2 separate regions of the Homo sapiens genome follow, and region 1 is linked to region 2. A link is an interaction called in ENCODE POLR2A ChIA-PET data of the cell type or tissue named here. Cell type or tissue: OCI-LY7. All regions are shown on one strand. Each heading gives the region's core, and the rest is flanking DNA. Links, peaks and the distances in the headings are about the cores only. Region 1 overlaps SLC35F5 (solute carrier family 35 member F5). Region 2 overlaps ACTR3-AS1 (ACTR3 antisense RNA 1).

Region 1 (4,401 bases), core at 178-4,177, 120 kb after region 2:
GAAATATAACATGAGCCTCAAATGCAGGCCACAAACATAGTTTTAAATTATCTAGTAGATACATTTAAAAAAGGAAAAGGAAACAGATGTTATCAATTTCAATATTATATTTGTATTTAGCCCACTATATGTAAAAATATTATTTCAACATATTATTGATGTAAAAATTATTGATGAGATAGTTTACATTCTTTTTTGGTACTAAAATCTTCTAAACCCAGTATGCATTATACTTAAAGCACTTTTCAATTCAGACCAGCCAATTTCAATTGCTCAGTAGCCATGTGTGGCTAGTGTCTAATGTACTGGACAGTGTAGATCAAAAGGAGTTAATGATTACTGTATTTGCCAGTCTTCTTTGAATATCTTTTGTCTTACTAGGTTGTTTTTTTTTTTTCTGTAAAATGTAATTTAGGTGATACTGGCTTTATCAAGAATATCTCTTACTACATATCCAAAGTAAATGAAATCAGTATCTCAAAGAGACATCTGTACCTCCATGTTTATTTTACAGTGTTCATCATAGACAAGATACGGGAACAACCTGAGTGTCTATCGATGGATGAATATATATATAGTACATTTTCATGGCTGAACATAATGTAATATTATTCAGCTCTAAAAAGAAGGAAATCCGCCATTTGCAACAACATGGACAAACCTGAAAGACATTATGCTAAATGAAATAAGCCAGGCATAGAATGTCAAATACTCACAAATATGATCTCACTTATGTATGTAGAATCTAAAAAAGAAGGAAAGAGTAGAATGGTGGTTGCCAGAGAGTAGAATGGTAGGGAAATGGGGACGTGTTGGTCAAAGAGTACATAATTTCAATTATAAGATGAATAAGTTCTGGGAACTAATGTATATGGAGACTTCAGATAACAGTACTATATTCTTTACTTGTAATTTGATAAGAGCAGATTCTTAAGTGTGTTCATCACATATACACACAGAAAAATGGTAACTATGGATGATGATGGATGTGCTCATTAATTTGACTATGGTAATCAGTAGACAATGTCATGTGTATATTAAATCATGTTATATACCTTGAACATACACTATTTTTATCAAATATTAACATTTTATGACAATTTAAAAATGAATTACTAATGAAATTATGAAATATATTAATTATTTGCTATAATTATTCATAAATGGTTATCCTCAACTCTGAAATAATGAAGGGAGACGTTGTATGGACAATTTCTATTGGAGGATGGTTGAGATGGGTCTTCTTTGGTGATGAGGGTGCTGTGGAAACAAGAGCCAGAGAATGGAGTTTGGGGAGAGGTAGAGAATGGGAAGGTTATTCTGGAAAGAATTCACAGCTAATGAAGGATTCTTGGGACCTTTGAATGCTTCTTATCTAAGTGATCTGTTTTTATTTATTTACCTTGCATTAGCATGGACCAGTGAGGTTGTTTGGAAAATGAGCACAATATTTAAGTATAAAAATAGTAAGAGAAGTGGGTCAAGAAAGCTAATAATCACTCTGTGAGCATTATCTGTTCATGGAGAAAATCTTTGACAGATAAGATTAAGGGTCGAATCTTCTTTTCTAGCACTTCATCGGCATGCAGATTGTGGCTTCTCTTGCCATATATGTTTGATATTGCCCATCAATTGTTAACTCATTTTATCTAGATAGGCATGTGAAATTATCTAGGAAATCAAAGGATTGCAGATGGAATCAGAACCACGTTGCCACAGTTTCATTCTGGCTTTAGCCTTGAGTACAGTATGGACTGAATGGAGACTACTAGGCTCTCAGCCATCTGCTGTGTTCTGGTAGTGCTCTACAATCATGTGTCTCTACTACTTCTTTGCAATGTAAATACTAGTGTAAAACTACTCAGCCACAAGCTCTGAGAGAGATCGAGAGATGTTCTTCTCTTAATAGAAATAAGTCATTTGGTGGAATAACTCTTCGAGTCAACCAGTGTAAGTAACAGAGACACCAAAAACTAGCCATTAGTTTAGTTTGCTTGACCCAGCAATCTACCTCTTAGTATATGCTTTGGTGACACTCATGTACTTATGCACCAGGTGGCAGGTGTGTACTAGAATTAAGATATTCATAGTAGCATTGTTTCAGATAGTAAAAAAGTGTTATCCACAAAAAAATGGATGAATTATCAGTGAAAATTACTGAACTTTGGACACACACACATCCTGCCAACCTTCATCAAAAAAAGCATTATTTCTTATTCTCCATCCTAACCTAGATAAGTGGAAGAGAAGAAAGAATTTTTTAAAAAAAGTCCTGATAGCTGGAAAACTTCCTTCACTGTATCCAAAGTTATGAGAACTCTTTGGGTTGTGTTTCCAAACTGAGATTCAGAAAAGCAATCACAATTAATCAATAAATTATCATTTTCATAGGACATTTCTAAATTTCCAAAGTGAATATAGCCTTTTTTCAATCCAGCTAGCTAGCTAGGTCCATCCATATCCATGCACATCATCTGGTTTAATAGATTTCTCATTATGCTGTATTCATCTGTATATATTCTAATGTTGGAGAATTTTCTCAAATTTAAATATGATTTAGATAAACTTAACAGAGTGTCAGCAGTACTTAGATAAAGCGATTTTTTTATTTTTTGAGAAATGGTCTCTCTGTCACCTAGGCTGAAGTGCAGTGAGGCAGTTATGCCTCACTGCAGCCTCAACCTCCCAGGCTCAAGTAATCTTCCCACCTCAGCCTCCTGAGTAGCTGGGATTACAGGTGTGCACTACCACGCCTGGCTAATTTTTGTATTTTTTTTTTTTGTAGAAATGGGGTTTCACTGTGTTGCCCAGGCTGGTCTTTCTGGGCTCAAGCAATCCACCCACCTCAGCCTCCCAAAGTGCTGGGATTACAGGCATGAGCCACTACGCGCAGCCTAGATAAAGCAAATTTTTAAATTGATTTGATACTTGATTTTACTCATTAAAAAAAAAAACCTGAATGCTAATTGTTAACCAACTATTGTTAAATTTTAAGGGAAATTGGGTAGCATGGTCTTAGGTCTGATTATAAATGTTTGTCTTTTTTGGGAGCCTGTGATTTTTTCAATACAAAGCAGCTTTTAAAACATCTTGTGAGAACGGTATTTAGGAGGAGAACAAAAAAGGGAATTCTGAATTGTAATGACAGATGTAAACATGTCTTTCATTAGGGTTCACTTTGGTTTTCTTTTTCTTTAGTGGTTTTTGGCAAATTTGTCATATCAAGAAGCACTTTCAGACACACAAGTTGCTATAGTTAATATTTTATCTTCAACTTCCGGTAAGAAATTTGTCTTTAAAAATCTGCATTATAAATCAGTGTATGTATTTCTGGTATATATGTGTGTACATGTACAACATTTTTATCTTGTTATAGCTTCTTACATTAGTTCTAATATACATTAGTCTATTACAACTGCCTTTTAATCTGTATACAGTCAGGTGCTGCATATGATGTTTCAGTCTACAACAGACTGCATATATGATGGTGGTCCCATAAGATTATAATACTGTATTTTTACTGTACCTTTTCTATGTTTAAATATGTTTGGATACACAAATACTTACCATTGTGTTACAGTTGCCTACAGTATTCAATACAGTAGCATGCCATATAAGTTGGTAGCCTACAAGCAATAGGCTTATAGCATATAGCCTAGCTGTGTAGTAGGCTATACCATTTAGGTTTGTGTGAGTATGCTCTATGATGGTGGCACAAGGATGACATTGCCTAACGACACACATTTTCTCTGTATTTATCCCTGTTGTTAAGCATGACTGTAGTTTCATGCCTTAGCCTGTGCTATTTATGTTCCTTCAAATACTTTACAATATTTTTTATATAACAACATATTACAGTTTTATAGGCTGGCCTTTTGTATTGTAGTTGCCTTTCCCTTCACACATCCTTTCCAGAGATCTTTTTCTAGACCCTTTGGCTAAAATGTAATTGCTTATTTCAGAACTATAATTTGCCCTATGATAGGTGTTTTATTTTTAAGATTGAATCACCTTTCAAATCTGGAAGACAAAAGTATTTTTAAAGCTATAAAAATAACTTTAGGGACACAGGCTTGATTATGATGAAGTCAGCATGTTACTCTGAATAAGATTTAAGTTTCCTATTAGTTTAAAATAAATAGGACTGTACTTGATCTGTACTGTTGAAATAAACATGGTTTAGTTTGGAGGCTATTTTATGCATGAACTTTAAACATTTCAGTCTAGTCATTACTTAACTGCAGTCATTTTCTTAGTTAAGAGTGACAAAAATAATTTGAAAGGTAGGTATATAATTTGCTTATTTAAACAATGAAGTTGGTAGTAAAAATGTTGACAGTATTTAAACTCATGTACCATTTTTAAATTCTTTTCTCCTCATAGGACTTTTTACCTTAATCC
Region 2 (4,401 bases), core at 178-4,177:
CACATGCCACCACGCCCAGCTAATTTTTGTATTTTTAGTAGAGATGGGGTTTTACCATGTCGGTCAGGCTGGTCTCGAACTCCCGACCTCATGATCTGCCCGCCTCAGCCTCCCAAAGTGCTGGGATTACAGGCGTGAGCCACCGTGCCCAGCCTGTTTCTTATCTTAAAATTAAACCCTATTTCCTTTTTTTTCTGATCCCTGTAAACAGTGACTCCAAGCTCGAATGATCTAATGCTATCTCAGTGACCTGTTTCTCGCTTATATAACACTTGGCCCATATGTGTATGGTTCGTTTTTAGCTCCTCCAGTTTTCCTTCAAACTCCTTTTACTCCCTCACATTCTTCATGTTTTACTTTCTTTAGTCTTGGGATTCATGTTACTTCCCCTTCCTGTATTCTGTCTTAAGTAGCTGAGGTATCTCCATAGTGCTTCTCACTTCCTTTTAGTTTCATTCCATTCACTTCCCTAAAGTTCTCTCCTGCTTCTTCCTTGCCTTTTTCTCATTGAGCCCATGAAGTTCTCTCCACTGTCTCAAGACAAAGGTATCCCTGTTGGAGTAAGTAATCTTGATTTTCTTTCCTCAGCAAAAGTTCATGTTGGGGATCCCTGGTGCACTTTTTCTTATCCTCTTATTGCTATCTTCACTATTTCCTGAAATTCATCTTCTTGTTTTTATCCAGTCTCTTCTATTGCTCTCTTTATCTCCTCTTTCCCTTATAGAATCAGTTAATTCTCTATATTCAAAAGAGTAAATGTTACCAGGTATTTCCCATATTGCTTTGCTAGGGCTGCTATAATGGAGTATACCACAGACTGGGTGGCTTGCACAACAGAAGTTGTTCTCACAATTCTGAAGGCTATAATCCAAGGCCAATGTGTCCACAAGGTTCATCTCTTTTGAGGCCTCTCTTTGGCTTGTACATGGCCATCTTCACCCTGTATCCTCATAGGGTCTTTCCTCTCTGTGTGTCTGTCTTAATTTATGCTTTTCATGAGGACACCAGTCATATTAGATAGGGCCCGCCCTAATGACTTCATTTTAACCTAATTATCCCTTTATAGAACCTGTCTTTGTTTGTGCTGCTATAACAGAATACCACAGACTGGATAATTTGTTAAAAAAAAACAAAACAAAAAAAACCAGAAACTTATTTTTAGCAGTCTGGAGACTGGGCCAAGATCAAGGCACAGGCAGGTTCATTTTCTGGTAAGGGTCCTATCTCTGCTTCCAAGATGGTGCCTTGAATGCCATGACCTCCAGAGGGGAGGAATGCTGTGTCCTCACATGGCAGAAGGCAGAAGGACAAAAAGGGACAAACTTCCTTCATCAGGCAGAAGGCAGAAGGACAAAAAGGGACAAACTCCCTTCATCAGGCAGAAGGCAGCAGGACAAAAAGGGACAAACTTCCTTCATCAAGCCCTTTTATGAGGGCACCTCATTCCATTCATGAGGAAGGAGCCCTCATGGCCTAAACACCTCTTAAAAGCCCCACATCTTAATACGATAACATTGGCAACACTTAAATTTTTGAAGAGACAAATTCAAACCATAGCAGATTTTATCTTAAAATATACAAAATACAGTCAGTCACATTTGGCATACTAGGGGTTAGGACTTCAACATCTAAATTTGGGGGTGGGGGCAATATTCAGCCCATAGCATTGCCTTTAAAATCCAGATCAAAAATTTACTTCTTACCAGGCACAAAGGCACACACCTACCACCCCAGGCTACTTAGGAGGCTGAGGCAGGAGGACTGCTTGAGCCTAGGAGTTCACCTTCAGCCTGAGCAACACAGTGAGACTGTGTCTCTTTAAAAAAAAATTTTATTTGAATTTCTTTTCTTCTCATCCAGGAAGTTTCCTGATCCAAAGAGCTCACAGTGATTTGGTCCTCGTAGAACTTGTATCGAAGTTTTTATTCTTATCATTCATTGGTAATCAGCCTGCTGTTTTGCCATATTAAATTATTATGTGTGTTTTGTGTTGTTAATTTCTTATGTTCTATTTTATCTACCAAATAAGATGAGATGAAGATGAACCACACCTTCCACTTTCTGAATCTTCATAGTATGTGATATAGCACTTTGCTTGTTGTATGTCCTCAGTATGTAATTTTAATAATTTAGTCAATGTTCTACCACTTCAGATTCTCCTAAGTTCAAACCACATGAAAGCTGTCCACCCATTAATTGTTTTCAGTCAATTCCTAAAAAACGTGTTCTTTCAAAAAGGGTCCTATTCAGTCACATTAATAAGAATTCAGTTTGGTGAAATCAGAGCAGTTGTGGATAGTGTTTGAGGCTGACCCTATTTAGATCAAAACCAGCAGAAATTAGTGGTAAGGCTTCGATGGGGTCAGTTCAGGAAGAGGTTTTTAATAAGATAACAGTCAGAGGGAAGGTGAGGGAGTCCATTCAGTTGGCAAGAGGAATTTTGAGCACAGGACATCCCCGAGCTGCAAGTCAGGCAGAGGGACACTGCAGATGCTACTCAAGTCTGTGGCAGAGGAAGAAGCATCCGCTCAGAGGACAGCACCCTGGGTGAGTCTGAGGGAGGATGCATCCGCTCAGAGGACAGTGCCCCGGGTGAGTCTGAGAGAGAAACACTGCCTCATTACTCAGTGGGTGCAGGAGCCCTTTTTACTGACTGCTGCATTGTCAGGATCCATGGTTGATCTGTGGACAAGATTTTATCTTCCTTAGTGGAGAAAAACCCTCCTGACCCAATGAGTGTGGCCTTGCAGAGGTCCTCAGTTTTCACTTCACCAGAGACTGCTTCCACCACTGGTGCCTCAATCTCCTACCACTGGGTCTTGAAACATCTCTCCAATATTCCTAAATGGTCCTAAAAGAACACAGGGCTTGAGGCCTTTCTCACGTAGCCACGTGCACATCAGTAACCATGCCCTCTCACAAAGCAGCACATAACTTCCTCTTTCTCAACAGGACGCTTGCCCCTCATCACCCTCCTTTCTCAAACATGGTCATCCAAACTTCCACCTACTGTCAAGGCTTATTCAACATTCACTGTTTTGGGGGCACAGTGGTAACTAACTTTGGAAACTTTTCTCTCTGACTGCAACAATTTGCTGAAGTGTAGTACATTGCTTTTCTACTGCTGCATGACAGATTATTACAAACATAGTGGCTTAAAACAAATGTGTTCTCTCACAGTTTCTGTGGGTCAGGAGTGCAGGTGTGGGTTACCTGGGCCCTCTGCTGTGGGTCTCACCAGCTCAGACAAGGAGTTGCAAGCTGGGGCCATGACCTCATCTGAGGCTCAGGGTCCTCCTCCAGGTGCGCGGGTAGTTGGCACAGTTCATTTCCTTGCAGTACATTGATTGCTATTGTCTAAATTTATGTGTCCCCCCTCCCAAATGTACATGTTGAAACTCTAACTCCTAAAGTCATGTTATTAAAAGGCGGGGCCTTTCGGATGTGAGTAGGTCATGAGGGAGGAATTAGTGCCCTTATAAAAGAGTCCACAGAGAGCTTGTTTGCCCTTTTTGCCCTTTTGCAAAGAGAAGGGGCCATCTATGAAGAGTGGGCTCTCACCAGACACTGAGTCAGCAGGCACCTTGATCTTCACTGTCACAACCTCCAGAACTGTGAGAAATAAATTTCTGTTGTTTATAGATTGCCCAGACTAAGGTATTTTGTCATAGCAGCACATTCAGACTAAGACAGTGACCAAGGTCATTGCTAACACTTGCTAACTCTCAGTCAGGGACTGCTTTCAACTCTAAGAGGTCACCCTCAGCTTCTTACAAAGTGGCTCCTGCAGCTCCCCATACCTCTTCTTAAGGACGGTTTGATTTCTTCTATGCCAGCAGAGTCTCTCTGAGTCTTCACCTTCAAGAAAGTTACCTTCTTCTTTTTTATTTTTATTTTTTTGAGACAGAGTCTCACTCTGTTGTCCAGGCTGGAGTGCAGTAGTACAATCACAGCTCACTGCTGCCTTGACCTACCAGGCTCAAGAAATCCTCCCACCTCAGCCTCTTAGTAGCTGGGACTAGAGGCACACACTGCCACACCCTGCTAATTTTTAAATATTTTTTTGTAGAGATGGAGTCTCTCTATTTTGCCCATGCTGGTCTTGAGCTCCTGGGCTCAAGCAATCCTCCTGCCCTGGCCTCCTAAAGTGCTGGGATTACAGGTGTGAGCCACCGTGCCTGGCCAAACGTTATCTTCTAAAAGTTAGGCTCACCTAGGGTTATCTCTCTTTTGATTAACTCCAGCATAACTAATTAATAACTTAATTGCATTACTTCCATCTATCAAAGTTCACCATAATTCTCACAGCCCTCATGAAGTCCTTGTGATTAACCACCCCTGATGTTGACCAAAACTGACCCTCATAGCTCCCAGGTATTCCAAACCATCTATCTGTTAAAT

What was found. ChIA-PET counts read pairs that join two places held together with the same protein. Peaks named below come from ENCODE experiments on the same cell type or tissue, not always from the same donor. Only the 100,000 strongest peaks of a DNase experiment are listed, where the experiment ranks them.
Region 1: POLR2A ChIA-PET joins it to region 2 with 7 read pairs; 3 of 35 experiments call an interaction of 5 or more read pairs at or near these places.

What each region holds. Positions count from the first base shown.
Region 1 is chr2:113,734,656-113,739,056 of GRCh38, reverse strand. It overlaps SLC35F5 (solute carrier family 35 member F5), which reads left to right. Exons shown (of 16, transcript NM_025181.5): 8 at 3,199-3,280; 9 at 4,384-4,401. Among named protein-coding and RNA genes, the nearest start is that of MIR4782, 15 kb to the right of the region's middle. In OCI-LY7, for the core only: no CTCF peak of the experiment used is centred there; no DNase peak of the experiment used is centred there.
Region 2 is chr2:113,853,684-113,858,084 of GRCh38, reverse strand. The region is part of intron 2 of ACTR3-AS1 (ACTR3 antisense RNA 1); the gene reads left to right. Among named protein-coding and RNA genes, the nearest start is that of ACTR3, 34 kb to the left of the region's middle. In OCI-LY7, for the core only: no CTCF peak of the experiment used is centred there; DNase peaks (open chromatin) are centred at 2,534, 2,934 and 3,277; H3K4me3 peaks cover 908 bases; H3K27ac peaks cover 3,482 bases.